Regions from separate parts of the Homo sapiens genome. Here regions 2 and 3 are each linked to region 1. Evidence: chromatin contacts called from ENCODE Hi-C or POLR2A ChIA-PET data. All regions are on one chromosome and are shown on one strand. Each heading gives the region's core, a stretch centred on a gene start or an enhancer-like site at or near the end of the contact. The rest is flanking DNA. Distances are from core to core; before and after follow the strand shown. Region 1 holds the start of PTP4A2 (protein tyrosine phosphatase 4A2). Region 2 holds the start of COL16A1 (collagen type XVI alpha 1 chain). Region 3 overlaps SPOCD1 (SPOC domain containing 1).

Region 1 (4,643 bases), core at 1,583-4,082:
TTTTTAATCCAGCACTAATTATTATCTGTATGACCTGGGACAAGTTACTTAACCTTTTGAGTTTCTGTATCTCTTCTTCTCACCACTGTAAATCCATGGGAGCTCATCGCTGTATCCCTAGTGCCTGGCAAATAGAAGTGATTCAAAATAAGCTAAATGGATGCAAATGAAGATACCACCTTTCTTGTAGTTGTGAGAATTAAATGAATATAAAAAGCACCTGTAGCACAGGAGGAAATTAATACTAATCAATTCCTTCCCTCACTGAATAGTAACAATACTATTTACTATTTCTTTCTTCTTATTTTTTTTGAGAGAGGGTCTCACTGGCTCACTGCAGCCTTGACTTCCTGGACTCACAAGATCCTCTCACCTCAGCCTCCGGGATAGCTGGAACTACAGGCACGCACTACCACGCCTAACTTTTGTATTTTCTGTAGAAATGGAGTCACCATGTTACCCAGGCTGGTCTCGAACTCCTGGGCTCAAGCGATCCTCCTGCCTCAGCCTCCCAAAGTGCTAGGATTACAGGTATGAGCCAGCTTGCCCAGCCGAAAAATATAATTTCTAACTTTTAATTACACATCAGTGATTTTGCCTGTAATTCTATTATGTTCACTATCAAAAGGACCACCCTCACGCCTGTTAATCCCAGCACTTTGGGAGGCCAAGGCAGGTGGATCACTGGAGGTCAGGAGTTCGAGACCAGCCTGGCCAACAAGGTGAAACCCCATCTCTACTAAAAATATGAAAATTAGCCGGGTGTGGTGGCACACACTTGTATTCTCAGCTACTTGGGAGGCTGAGGCGGGAAGATCATTTGAACCCGGGAAGCCTGGGCAACAAACAGAGCGAGACTCCATCTCAAAAACAAACAAAAAAAAAACAAAAGGACCATACTACTCTTTGCTTATACTGAAAGACTACCAACTTCTATCGCTTCTCGGCCTTTTGGCTAAGATCAAGTGAAAGACTACCAACTTCTAGGAGACATTATTTTTAAGATAACATCATTTTTAAGATTATATCAATGTGTAAAATCCCTATCAAGGTACTACTCTTCAAGAATCCCTACTTTTACAACACAAGAATGGGAAAAGTCCATGATAATAATTAGTCCATTCATTATGAAACTTAAAAATGCCAAGATCAGAATACCAGCAAACAACTTCTCACCATCTTCACCAATACAATGGTGTGCTGGCAAGTGATTCTGAAGCCCTGATAATGTGTCATTCTGTATCCTTAATCTCCTTTTGCACACTCAGCAAGGCATAACTTCACTCACTTCCCTCTGAAACTACTCTCTCTTACAGAGCATGACAGCAAGTACCATATTCCAACTCAGCAGTGTAATGTAGTTTGGCGACTCCGGACAGACAAACATTTGCTGAATGCCTACAGTGACACTAGAATTGCTAGTCACTGCTAATTTCTTGACAAATTCCAGGAAATAATAAACCAGACTACAGTTCAATTTACCTAACAATAAAATACTCTTCACCTGAAAAACTAGCAGTACTTTACAAAAGTTTATGCTCCTGAACACTCTACAGGCCAGAGTGTAGGATTTTGGGCAACAGACAAACTTCTTTTCGTTAGCTCTCAGGGGCCCCAGACTAGGATAGGATGGCATCATTGACAAATTTGAAAATTTACTTTGAAGTCATGAAACGTGGGAGAAAAAAATGTATAGAACAACAACAAAAAAACACATCACATCCTTTCTGGGGGAAAAAAATTAAAATCCCAGAGCCAGAAGATCATAGTGCCGCTGGAGGAGACTTATACCCCCTTTCCTCATACTTGAACCTGAAGACCCACGGACAAGATGCTCCCGGAAAGAACTCCCCAACCCAACACACCAGGGTTCACTATCGCCACACACAAAGACCAAGGGGAAGGGCCTCTAGGATGCCTGCTCACACACTGGACACACGCCGGCACACCCTACCACACTCCTGCCTCTGCCACGCACCTTCTCACCGACACACACCATGTTCTCCCCCCACACTCACCCGCTCTTTACCACACTCTCAACTCTCTCCTCCCCCATTTACTCACTCATTCTACCACCACCCCTCATGCCCACACGCTCCCCACACACCCATACCCTCCCCTGCCCTCACCCACATTCCCCCAACATCGACACTGCCTCCCGACGCGCTCCCACTCCCCCCACCTCCTCGCACGGACACTCAGCCCTGTCCCCCACTCACACGCCCTCCCTTCACCAACTCACTCTCCCCCACGCTCGCACAGCTCTCTCCCTTCCACACACACGAGCCCGCCCCTCGCTCACCCACCCTCGCTCCCCCGCCCCGGCCCGGCCCGGCCCTCCTTCCGGGGACGTGTCTCCGGCCTGCACTAATGGCTGCGGCGCCTCCCGCCCTCCCCTTCCCCGAGGCCCCCGGCGCCGGCGCGGGGGCCGCCCGGGAGGGGCGCACTCACGCTGGCGAGCTGGGGACTGGGCATTGAAGTCCGGCGGTGGCGGGAGCGAGGAGGCGCCTCTCTCCTCAGTCACCTCGGCGGCGGCGGCGGCGGCGGTAGCGGTGGCGGCGGCGGCGACGACTCCCCCCCAGCCTCGGCGCGCGACACCCGGCCCGGCCCGGCGGCGGCGGCGGCGGCGCGTCTCCACGAGTCCGTCTTGCTGCTGCTGCTGCGGCCGCCGCTGCGTCTCCTGCTGCCGCCGCTGCCTCCGCTGCCGCCGCTGCCCTGTGGCGTCACCTCGCGCCGTGCCCGGCCGCCGCTGCCGCTCCAGCCGCTCCCGGACAGACGACGGTTACAGCCCGGCCGATCGCGCCGCCACCACCACCGCTGCGCGCGCAGCCGGAACCAGCTCCCGCCGCCGCCCCTCAGGGGGCGCTGCGGGGCGCGGCGCGCAGGGCCACCGGCCCGCCCTCCGCGTTCGCTGACTGGCTGGCTGGCCGGCTCGCGGGCAGTTGGGCCCGCCCACCTGCCCCGCGGGGCGCTGACCCACTGCCCTGGGCGCCTCCCCCGCTCCTCCTCCTCGTGGTTCGTTCCGCTCCGCACTCCCGGCTACGGAAGGCGAGTCCATGTGATCGGGGAGGGAAGGCAGAACGTGGCCTGGGGAGTCGCTCGCCCACGCTGCGCCCCGCCCATCCGCACCTGGGCTGGGTCGAGGGCCTGCAGCCGAGGTGTGACCTGCAAGGTCGAAGGGTTCTTTCTCGCTACTTGGCCCTAAGGCCTCGGGTCAGATCCTGATGGGACGGGGTGGCCGCCACGTCCTGGGCTTGGGGATTTCCAACTCAGAAGTGGGAACCTGGCCAGCTCAGTTCTCGGCTGCCCTTCCTGAGGCCCCAAATGAATGGCGTGTGCATCTTCGTCGAAGATATTAATACGCCACCCCCAGCTCTGCCCACAAGACACACACCCACCCTAAGAACTGTCCCTGACAAGCCAAAATTCAGACTTTCAGGATGTAGGATCTTGGGCAAGTGATTCCAAGTATTATCAACTATTAAATGGAAATAATAATCAGCTACCTCATGGGCTCTTTCACGTATCGATAACAACGTATGAAAACGCTTGAGAAGGGCCAGGCGCGGTGGCTCATACCTGTAATCCCAGTACTTTGGGAGGCCGAGGAGGGCAGATCACAAGGTCAGGAGTTCGAGACCAGCCTGGCCAACATAGTGAAACCCTGTGTCTGCTAAAAATACAAAAATTAGCTGGGCATGGTGGCGCCCGCCCGGAAGGAGGGCCGTAATCCCAGCTACTCGGGAGGTTGAGGCAGGAGACTCACTTGAACCCGGGAGGCGGAGTTTGCAGTGAGCCGAGATCGTGCCACTGCACTCCAACCTGGGCGACAGAGTGAGACTCCGTCTCAAAAAAAAAAAAGAAAGAAAAAGAAAACGCTTGAGTTGAGAAAGTGAGAAAGAAGAGACCCTGAATTTCAAGCTTTCCGACTTAATGTCACCTTTAACGACGCAGATTATCGTAGAGATTCTCAGGTGGAAAGGTTTTTGCCTCTTGCATTTGGAAGCTAGCCAGAAATTCTTTGCCAGATCATGCGTCCTGAGTTTTGGTTTGGAAAATGTGGTCACTAGCGAGCTAGGAGGCTGGTTTGGGCCACGACCAGATGGCAAAGTGCGGCATTGGAGGCTGGCTTGGGAGGGAGATGTCTCCCCCTGGGAATTGCGGGTTGGGGAGGGTCTGTTCTTTCTGTCCACCCCTGGGAAGTCTTGCCTGCCCAGAACTGGCGCCTATATAGGAAGAAATGAAGATGCTCCCGTGGGTGCTTCTCCCCCACCTCGCCACCACATCCATGCTCATCCAGCCCTGCGGGGAGAAGCAGTGATCTGTCGTCATTAGACCTTCCCCACAAGGTAGACTTGGGGCATTGCTTCTGACCAGAAGGCTTCCATTAGCGCTTAGCAGTAAAAAGAAAGGTCTTATGACTCAGCCGCATCAAGCCACAGCACAGAGTCCAGGATGTTCACCACCAGGTGGCCCAGGAGGGGGTATTCTAGGGCAAGGCTGGCTAGCAGGGCTGTGTGGGAGTTGAGAGAGGCCTTGAGGAGCAGGAGGGGCTGCAGATCAGTAGCAAGGCCCTTAGGTGAGGAGCACAGACTGGGCTCACTTGCATTCTGTCTGCCTCCAGCAAGCAGTATTTTCTACTT
Region 2 (4,643 bases), core at 1,092-3,591, 230 kb before region 1:
CCACCATGAAAAGGATCAGCAGGACTTGGGGTTCTCTGGGGAGGCGGCGTCCTTCTGCAGGGAGAGCTCACTGCCTGTTCCTCCCCACCCCACTGGTCCTACCAGCAATGTGTCCACAGGATTGGCTTACGTATTGGGGTGGGAGGTTGTTCTCTTACACACAGAGACACAGGAATACATACGAATGCACAAAGCCAGTCTGAGAGACAAACACAGAGATGCTCAGAGACATAAACGTACGAAGACACAGGCACACACACTCTCCAGCTCACTGCACACAGGCTCAAGGGTGCCAACACCTCAGATCACCCTGAGCCCAGCCCCTAGACTCTGCTATAACTGCCCACACGACCACACATACATGGTCACATATGTGCAAGGACCCCAGCACCCCAGGATACCAGTTGCAGGCCTGTGATACTGTGACTCTCCTGTGTCATCTCACCTGTATTTGCCCCATGGCCGAAGGTAGCCCAAAGACCGAGCAGCCACAGGCCAGGAGCCCAGGATACCCACATCCCGGTCCAAAGAGGTCAGCTACAGCCACAGCACCTGAAAACCACAGAGACCGGGAAGGCGGATTTCTGAGTTCACACAGCACAACTCCACACGTGGGCAAGTCGTGGACAGCCTGTGGGGCCCAGGCACTGGTATTGGGGTGGCAGGAGGTCTGGCCAGGCATCAGTCTCTCTCAGAGGCCCAACCACAGCCCTTGGGCTAGGATTTGAGCAGAGGCGATATTCAAAATATTTAACCACCGGTATGGCACGGATACCAGCTTTCAGGCAAAGCAGAAAGCTGCCTACTGCACTGAAATAGTGTCCAGGCAGCATCTGGCTGTGCCAGTGGATACTTGCTGGATTGGGAGAGGTCTAGAAGGTCTTAGAAGGCCAGAGAAGTTGGAATAGTGATGAGGGCTTAAAGAAGAGGCTATTCTTCAAGACACGTGGAAGTATTTCAAGTCTAGCATCTTGTGCACTGTCCTGGTATATATACCAGCCTGATACCTTACTAGCGCACCCAGCTCAGCCCAGGAAGCCCTCCCAGGCACCCACAGGGTCAGGGGCTGGTGACTGGGCTGAGATTGTGGGCCACAGCCTTCCATAGGGCTGTGTGGGGGCCAAGGAAGCTTTCCCCATAGGTATAGTGGGCAGGAGAGCAGGTCTCTAGGGCTCAGGACCTCATTGCCAGCCACCCCCGCCCCCAGCTGATGGATGCTTGTCTTTTAGTTTTATTAAACCCTGATGGATGGGCCCAGATAAATCGATGCAGGCTCAGCAAGTGGCCAGCAGAGCCATACATCGTCTGGCCTCCCCCAGGACAGGCAGCTCACGTGCACAAACACAGAGCCATGCATGTGTCAGCACAGCACATGCAGATGCGCAGGTACATGTACATAAGGACACATATGTGGTACCAGTGTGCATACAAAGCTATCTGCACACAGGCATGCTCACGGAAACATATGCTCGCTGATATACCCAGACACACCAGCTTGCATATACCCACATGCGCACAGCCAGCCTATGACCACTCCTCCTGTAGGTCTTCCTGTTGGGAAGTTCTAATGCAAGTCTGACTGCATTCCTTCCAACTCTAATGAAATCCAATTTTCCTTCCCTCAATCATGGATAGGAAATGAAAACAGAAAGGACCCCTTACCCCAATATATTTGGAGATAGGACTCCAGCCCCCTTCTCCCTGGGACAGAACTGTGCCCCCAGCCTGCCTATTCATCCCCCATCCTAGTGATATACACATCCCAGCTCTCAAACCCTATCCTGGTCTTCCTCCTGCCAGCCAATAGAAGGGCTGCCAGCTGTGGCGCCATGTGGGTGCATGTGGAGGCGTGAGGATGGATGTGATCCTGTCCCCTTCCGGCTCCTAGTCTCTGGTCGCCACTCCTCAGGCTCCAGCCAGAGTGCAGGGCTGCAAGGACAGAGCCAGAGAAGCTTCCAAGGAGACGGCTCACCCCAACACAGAGGCATAGATTTGGGCGCAGGGAGTCAGAACCAGGATGGAGTTTAGAGCTCATCTCGCTCTAGAGAAGACGACCAAGGCCCAGAGAGGGAATGCCACTTTCCTCAGGTCACACAGCAAGTCTGGCAGAAAGGGCCTCTCAGCCCAGAGCCCTGAGGCCGCCCACTGTATCCCTACTTACCGGTGGCCGGGGATCCCCCCACCTCACTGAGCAGTCCAGGCAGCAGGCGGAGGAAGCAGAGCCCAGGTTCCTCAGGTCCGCTAGGGGTTCTCTATCTCTCCGTGACGGTCACGGGTCCCCAGCTTCCTGGCGCTCGAGCTCTCCCGGCTGTCTGCTGCCCGGCGCACGCCTGCCGGGGACTGCCGGCCACTCCGGGTGGGGGAAGAGAGGCGGTTCCAGGGGGCTGGGGGCCTGCCAGGGACACTAATGGAACACAGCTGGACCGGCCCGCCAGGGAGGAGGAGGAGGAGGGCCTAGAGGGGGCTCCAGCGGCACCAGAGGCGGCTAGACTGCGGGGTGCACAGCCCCGCCCCGGGTCTGGCCGAGCTCCCAGGCCCGCCCCTCCTGCCTCACCGCCAGGTGAGCGATCCTCGAGCTAGGCGGGACCCTACGTGCCCAGAGCTGCCCTGGAAGGGGGCTCCTGCGGGCCCTTTAAGAGTCAGGCCTGGAGTTTGAAGAGCTCCCCCTTTCCATGTCCCTGGCTGGGCCCCCAGAAGGCTGCGGGGTGGGGGGGCGGGGAGGGGACAGGGGTGGAGGGAGCAGGGTAGAGACCCTCCTCCCAAGTGCGTGGCACCCATGATGTGGCTGCCGCCCAAGCCTCGGTGGTCAGCTTTTTCCAATTCCTCTGCCTAACATTCCCAGTCAGTCTGTCCCTAGGTCTGTCTGTACTGGGAGGAGGAGGGTGGGAACCCCCTCCCTCCTCCGTGCTAAATTAACCCCCTCTGCTCTGGCCTGACTCCCAGAGAAGTGAGACTGAGGGAGTCCCCTTATTCCTCCTTACTCCATGAGGTTGGAAGGGCTCAAATCCCTGGCCCCTGCTCTGGCTTTGCGGTTCCAAATGTGCTGTGTAACCATACTCCGTTTTCTCATCTGGAAGATGGGATCGTGAGAGTATATGCCTCATAGACCTTTGCTGTAAGCAGGAAATGGGCCAAAGGCTGTAAGCGCTTAGCACACGGTCTGGCACATGAGAGGAGCTCAGTAAATATTTGCTGCTATTATCGTTATTACTGTGATCCCTGGCAGGGGACGGGACTGGATTTCAAGCCTTTACACCAGCACTGGGGAGGGACCTGCTTTATATTCACGGTCCAAGGACGCAAGAGGAATTGAGCTGGGCTGAAAGATTGGAGCTCTGAGGAGGAAGGAGCCGGTAATGTTCCGAGTTCTGCCCAGAGGCAGGGCCGTTGACCAAGGTGGAATCCCCACCAAGGGTCTCCTCCCGCTGTAGACCGAAAGCAAATTTATTGGCACCAAGGCTGAGGATCCACAAAGTAGGTTCAAGAGGCCATGAGATGCTGGGCTGAAGAGGGAGAAACTGAGCGTCCCCAGTTGAGGGGGGCTCTGGGGGCTCTGTGGAAGCAACGCGCCTAGCCCTGTGGCCTCGGCTAACCCGGGGTAGGGGGAGGTTGTAGGGGCAGGCCTGGGATTTCCCGCCTCCAGACCCAGAGGCGCTGAGTCAGCGGAAACCCCAACCACGCCACAGAGGCGCCCCACTGTGGTCCCAGTGAGGAGCTGGCCCCAGATGTGGCTGTGGCAGTGGTGGGGCCTGGGAAGTGCTGAGCTCAGCAGGCGGGAAGCGGAGGGGGTGGGGCCTTCTGAGCACTCTGGCCTGCGGGGTGGGTGGGCACAGGCCCCGCCTGCCCTACCAGAGGGTGCTGCCCCAGCAGTGGGCACTCGGGAGAGGTGGGAAGCGCATATAGGTCAGGCTCTGTGCTGAGAACTTCACATATGCTAACTCCTTCGATCTTTACAACAACGCCTTAAGGCAGAATTCCATTTTTATTCCCAAACCTGCAGCACAGGAAAAACACAACTTGCCCGGGATCCCACAGCTAGTCAGTGGTGGAGCAGAACTCATGTCCAGCCAGCCTAGACTCAGCACGTGCTCTTAACCACCATGCCATCCTGACAGCTCCCACCCGTGCCCCAGACAGGGCAGGTGGCTGGGCCAGGGATGGAGGAACCTGAGAAGGGAGAGCCAGATGCCTTCCCACAGCACCCCAAGGGTGCTCACAGGAACAGCCAAGCCTGGGACACACCTTACGCCTAGAAACACTATCATAGACAGTCTAGGAATGTGCCCATGCCCCTTCCTCCCTTCCACACATACGTGCACACATCCAGAAACACGCAGTCAGGTAAAGTTCTAGCACAGCACTTGAGTACGCAGACTCCATATGCATGTATAGGCACTCATGTTCACACAGACACACCCTGGCCCTAGAAACAGTTACACACAGATGTGTAGAGACTCAAGATACGCCTCCACATCAAAGATACACAGAAACACATGTAAGAGCCCAGATTACCCCACAGAAATATATCCCTGGACATATCCAAACACAGGTACATAATTCTCAGAATGCCTGCATACAGCACTGTATATACTCGAATGTGCACACACAGACACATGCCTGTACACATAGACATGTGTGCACAT
Region 3 (4,643 bases), core at 1,076-3,575, 150 kb before region 1:
ACGTATAGGCACATGCATGTTTACACACAGTAATGTGCCCATACATGGGTGAAACACATTCTTGCAAAGATGCACATGCTTAGAGTCACATGCATGCAGACACACTTGCATGTTTTCACACACATTCTGTCCCTCCCGTGTCCCCTCCCACCCTCCAGTTCTCTCTCAGTTCAATTCTCTCCAGTTCACTCCAGTTCTCTCTCAGTCCAGGGCCCTGCTGCCGCCCTCACCCACTATGGACAACCCTCTGAAGGGCATCACAGGAGGGTTGCATGCATATGTGACCCTATGAGTAAAAATCTGTGTGTGTCTACACGTCTGTTTGTATATGTGAGTGTCACTGGTAGTCTGTGTGGCTCTAGCTCTGTGAAAATGTATCTTTATGACACTGTGGGTATTTTTCTGTGTATCTCTGTGTATGCTTCTGGAAGGCCCTATGTGTGTCTGTGTGTACCCGTCTGTGAATGCGAGTATGTGAGACAGTGGGGAATTTTTATATCTATATGACTGCATTCTGTGGGCCACCTCTCTAAGTATGTCTGGATGTGTATATCTCTGTGTGCATTTGCATATCTGTGCCTGTGTACATGCCTCTGCGGTCCAGGATCCACAGTCTGGCTCAGTGGGCACCCCTGCCAACAGAGGCTGTGGCCCGGGGTGGGGCCAGGCAGGACTGAACTGAATACCCTGGCCATTGACAGTTGTATTTACAGAGCTCCGAGTAGGAACGTAATTGCTTCTATTAATCTTTCTCCGGTTGTTAATTGCTCACTTATCGGGTTGTGTATTATGCCGACTGTTGCTCTTAATTCGCCTCCATAGCTGCAGGTGTTTGCTGCCTTATTAACTGTTAATCGGCGCGACTAGGGATGGAGACTTAATTGGCCCCCAGAGTGGGACACAGGCGGGCCAGCCGGACACTGCCAGGCTCACAGCCTGTCCCTGGAACCCTCACCTGTGGAGCACAGTTGGCTGGCCCACCGCCATCCACCAGCAGACAGCAGTCTTGCATACAGCAGTCAGAGTGACAACTGCAGAGTATGGTCTCCATGCAGTCCTACCTCCTCCAGGAAGCCACTCAACCCCTTGGAACCCAGTTCTTACATCCCTGTCCATCACCAACAATCTTCCTCCACACAGGATAGGAGCCAACCCCAGTTTTTAAATGAACAAGAGCCTCCAGGAATTCTGCTGCTCCTATCCAGCACACTTAAGGGGTCCCTCTCGGCTTCTGCTTGCACAGTGCAAAGAACAGGGAACTCCCTCCATGGCACTGTTACATAGCTGCAGCAACGAGAAGGTTCTCCATACTGAGCTGACTTATTACCCCCCACACAAGTTGAAACAGAGGAGTCCTTACTGCCTACAACAGGGAAACTGAGGCTCAGAAAGGGCAAGGGGGTGGCCCCAGGGTTCCCCAGTCCTCTCTGGTAAAGGAACAGACATGTGGCTCTCCAAGCAGTTTCTGCTCTCAGTCTCCCTTCCATCCCAGTCCTGCTCCATCCCAAACACCTCAGTCCTGGAAGGTACTTCCTTAGCCACCACCTGCTCTGCCCTGGTCTTCGGGCCTCCCAAGCTCAGCTGTCACTGCTACAGCCGTCTCAGGCTCCAGGCCTTTGGGACAAGAAAGCAAGTTTTCTGGAAACCAGTGGGCTCCCTGAGAGAGACAAGGGTATAAGGGGGAGGCGGTAGGAGGGTCCACACTCACCAACCTGACCTCCAGCTTCCAAGAAGGACAAATAGAGAAAACAATAGTCCTCATCCTGTGCATCAAATCCAGTCTGCCCTGACATCTGGAAGTTCTTCTGGTGTCTAGTTGTCATGTCTTAAGCGGCAACTGAAGTTGATTTGCTTTGGTTGGGTTCTGAGAAGAGTTGGGCTCCAGGGAGGGAGGAAGGGAGCACCACTGAGTGCCTACTGTAGGCCAGAAAGCAGCAATTAGTGTGTGTAAAAGTGGCAACCAGTTAAACCCTCCCATCACCTGGTAAGTTAGAGATTAGTATCCCTGTTTACAGAGAAGAAAACTGAGCCACAGAGAGGGTAACTAAACTTGTCAAGGCCACACAGCCAGAAAAGGAATTGGAGTGCCAACAAGGCCTGGCATTGCTTGGGAAGCTGGGTGTCTTCAGTCAGGGATATCTGGATGGATTCATGCTAAGGGTTCAATAAGGGGACGTGGGGAAAGGGAACTGATGGTCACTGTCACAGCTCACTCATCCACCCCACATCTGAGAACATGGACAGGCTAAACACTCACGCATGCGCAGCCCACATGCCTATCAGACGGGATGAGGAAGAAGCAAAGAGAACCGTCCAGGGATAGTTGCCCAAACAAGTTCCGGCCCCGCCTCTATGTTAATGACATGCAGATATATGTAAATTTGTACAAGCAACCGCTCAAACCTTTGGGAGCAATGGGGTGACACAGGAGCAGTTGCTATGGAAATCCAAAAGCGATACCCGCTCTGCACCCCCACCCCCCTCACAGGCAGGCGCACAGACACGTGCACAAAGACGCAGGGTTCTTCACTCCGGAGCCAAGAGGATCACGGAGTGGCAGAGTGTGAACCGGAAGGACCCTCAGAAACTGCGTCCAGCCGGGGGAAGCTCAGGCCCGAAGAAAGTCACCGGGAGAGCAGTGTCGCGATCCCTGGTAGCCTGGGGCGCCTTCCACTAAAACCCAGGGCGCGAGGTGTCCCTTCCGGGTCCCGGGCGATTCCGGCTCCGGCCTAGCAACAACAAGCCCCGCCCAGCGTTGCATAGCAACGTCCCTGGAGCCTAGCAACCGTCAGTCACGCCCCCTAGCAACGTCATGCCTAATCCTCGCTCCAGGCTTCTGCCGAGAGAGAGAGGGGCAAGGGGCTCGTGGACTGGGGCCAAAAGGTGGCGGGGGTGGGGGAGGGTGTCATGTTTAGCAGGCTGCAGGATTTCGGGGCCCACCTACAGCCCTTCCACGGGCGAGCTGTTACAGAGCCGCGTTATCACCCCCATTTACAGAAGGGAAAACTGAAGCTCCCAAAGGAAATCCCTGCCCAGGGTACAGAGCTCGCTCTTGCCTGCGTGTTCCAGGAGAGCGGCTCTGGCGGCTCTCCGGAGGAAGCCCTGGACCTGGAGGGGAGGGAGTGCACACCCGTTTCCCTCCATACCAACTGCATTAGGAAAACCACCCAAACTGTGGGCTCAGAACCAAGCTGTAGGTTTGCATAGTAATTTGCGTCATTTGCATAGAGCGCGGAGGCTGCGGCGCTCCCAGGCCATTTCGAGCCGGAAAAGTTCCCGAAGGAGCCCCGCTCCCTCTCCCGGTTCAACTGTCCAGCCCCCTCTCCCTACCCCTCACCCGCACCCCACCCGCATCCTACCCCGCCCCCGCTTCCAACTCCTTGCGCTAAGTTCCCGCACCTCGCCCCACCCCCCGCTTTGACTCCGGTCCTGCCAGCCCCGACCTCCATCCCAAGGCCGAGGGCCCCCTCTGCTGTCGTCCGCGGGTAGGGCAGCCGCAGAGCTCATGGGGCAGAGAAGAAGGGCTCCCCCAACCGACCATCGCCCCACCCCTTCCAGTCCAGCAGGGGCCAGGGTGAGGCCTGTACATGGGTGGACTTTGCGAAGGGGTGAGCAAAGAGCGGGTAGGGCCCTTCTGGCCCCGGGGCGAAGGGTGGGGTTCTAGAGAGGTTCTCTCCTGGAAGCCAGGCCCCTTTCCCCACGCTGGGTTGGTTGGCCCTGGCAGCTGGTTCCCCCATCAGTCCGCAGATGCAGCTCTCTCGAGGTACACCCCACATGAAACGCTTGACAGTTGCAGTTGCTGTTAGAAGCTTGTTCTAGGCCCAAGGCAAGGCAGCACCGTCCAACCCTAATACCAGTCTCCAACCCCACCCTGAATGCCCACCACCAAGGCTAAGACCTTTGACATTTTCTAACACCAGTCTCTGGAATCTGGCAAGAGATACAGAGAGGAGTCACCCAATCTGGATCTCCTGACTTCCTCAACAGAGACCTACACACAGGCAGGCCATGAAACTCACACAGATACTCTCACATGCTTGCAGGCACACTAGTGCACAGAGATCCCTGAGAAGCACATAGACAGAGACTCGGAGGGAATATGGTGAAGGTATGTACTATCCTTCCCCATCTAGTCAAAGGAAAAAAAAATCTTAGTATTAACTGAAAAATTTAAAGTCCACTGCAACTTGCTTATCTTTTCCTCTCTAGCAATCTCTTGATGTCTGATGTCTGTGACCCTCCAAAAGGCTCTGTCCATTTCTCTCTCCACCCCCAACCTCGGTCCTACTTTCTTTCCCACCACCACCTCTTCCTCCTGGTTCAGAATACTTGCAAAATGCTTCCAGAAACCACCGTGGCAATAGCTGTGCCCTGGGGCGCAGTGATGGTTCAGGACCTCAGACCAGCAATGAGCAAGGCTGCACATTTGTGCACAAGACACTCACTGACACACCCACTCAACCCACATCTGACCAGGACCAGGGGCTCTCCTGACCAGCTAGCAGATGCAATCCCAATTTTACCAAATTCTTTATTGAACAAAAAATCAACAGCAAACATTGTCAAACAGGAAGTTCAAACAGGGCAGGTGGGTAGGGCTGACCATCCTCTCCTTGCAGTCCCACCTCTCTCTGGAACAGGCT

Evidence for each region. Hi-C counts contacts between places; a loop is a spot of excess contacts on that map. ChIA-PET counts read pairs that join two places held with the same protein, here RNA polymerase II (POLR2A). Pooled maps may share reads with other maps.
Region 2: a loop to region 1 is called in a pooled map, with 2.7 times the contacts of the local background. The contact joins the promoter of COL16A1 here to the promoter of PTP4A2 in region 1. A Hi-C loop is called at or near these places in 1 of 168 maps with a recorded cell type or tissue (cardiac septum) and 9 of 50 pooled maps. POLR2A ChIA-PET finds 5 or more read pairs at or near these places in 5 of 52 experiments (AG04449, BJ, H1 and 2 more).
Region 3: a map of B cell shows a loop between it and region 1 (1.8-fold over the local background). The contact joins the enhancer-like site here to the promoter of PTP4A2 in region 1. A Hi-C loop is called at or near these places in 5 of 168 maps with a recorded cell type or tissue (B cell, IMR-90, dorsolateral prefrontal cortex and 2 more), 5 of 37 single-sample maps with no recorded cell type and 14 of 50 pooled maps. POLR2A ChIA-PET finds 5 or more read pairs at or near these places in 14 of 52 experiments (A549, AG04449, B cell and 11 more).

The regions. Positions count from the first base shown.
Region 1 is chr1:31,935,536-31,940,178 of GRCh38, forward strand. It overlaps PTP4A2 (protein tyrosine phosphatase 4A2), which reads right to left and starts at 2,833. Exons shown (of 6, transcript NM_080391.4): 1 at 2,452-2,833. RefSeq lists enhancers at 1,990-2,039, 3,150-3,419 and silencers at 2,220-2,559, 2,336-2,507, 2,710-3,089.
Region 2 is chr1:31,701,676-31,706,318 of GRCh38, forward strand. COL16A1 (collagen type XVI alpha 1 chain) reads right to left here and starts at 2,342. Exons shown (of 71, transcript NM_001856.4): 1 at 2,162-2,342; 2 at 446-552. The coding sequence starts at 518. RefSeq lists an enhancer at 1-453 and a silencer at 3,763-3,812.
Region 3 is chr1:31,785,911-31,790,553 of GRCh38, forward strand. SPOCD1 (SPOC domain containing 1) reads right to left here. Exons shown (of 16, transcript NM_144569.7): 16 at 4,512-4,643. Among named protein-coding and RNA genes, the nearest start is that of ADGRB2, 24 kb to the left of the region's middle. RefSeq lists an enhancer at 2,252-3,027 and silencers at 2,813-2,862, 3,193-3,482. Within about 2 kb of position 2,326, at least 40 of the 41 ENCODE cell types and tissues checked have a DNase peak (open chromatin) inside an H3K27ac peak, as active enhancers do; they include B cell, CD4-positive, alpha-beta T cell, IMR-90 and 3 more, where a contact is called at or near this core.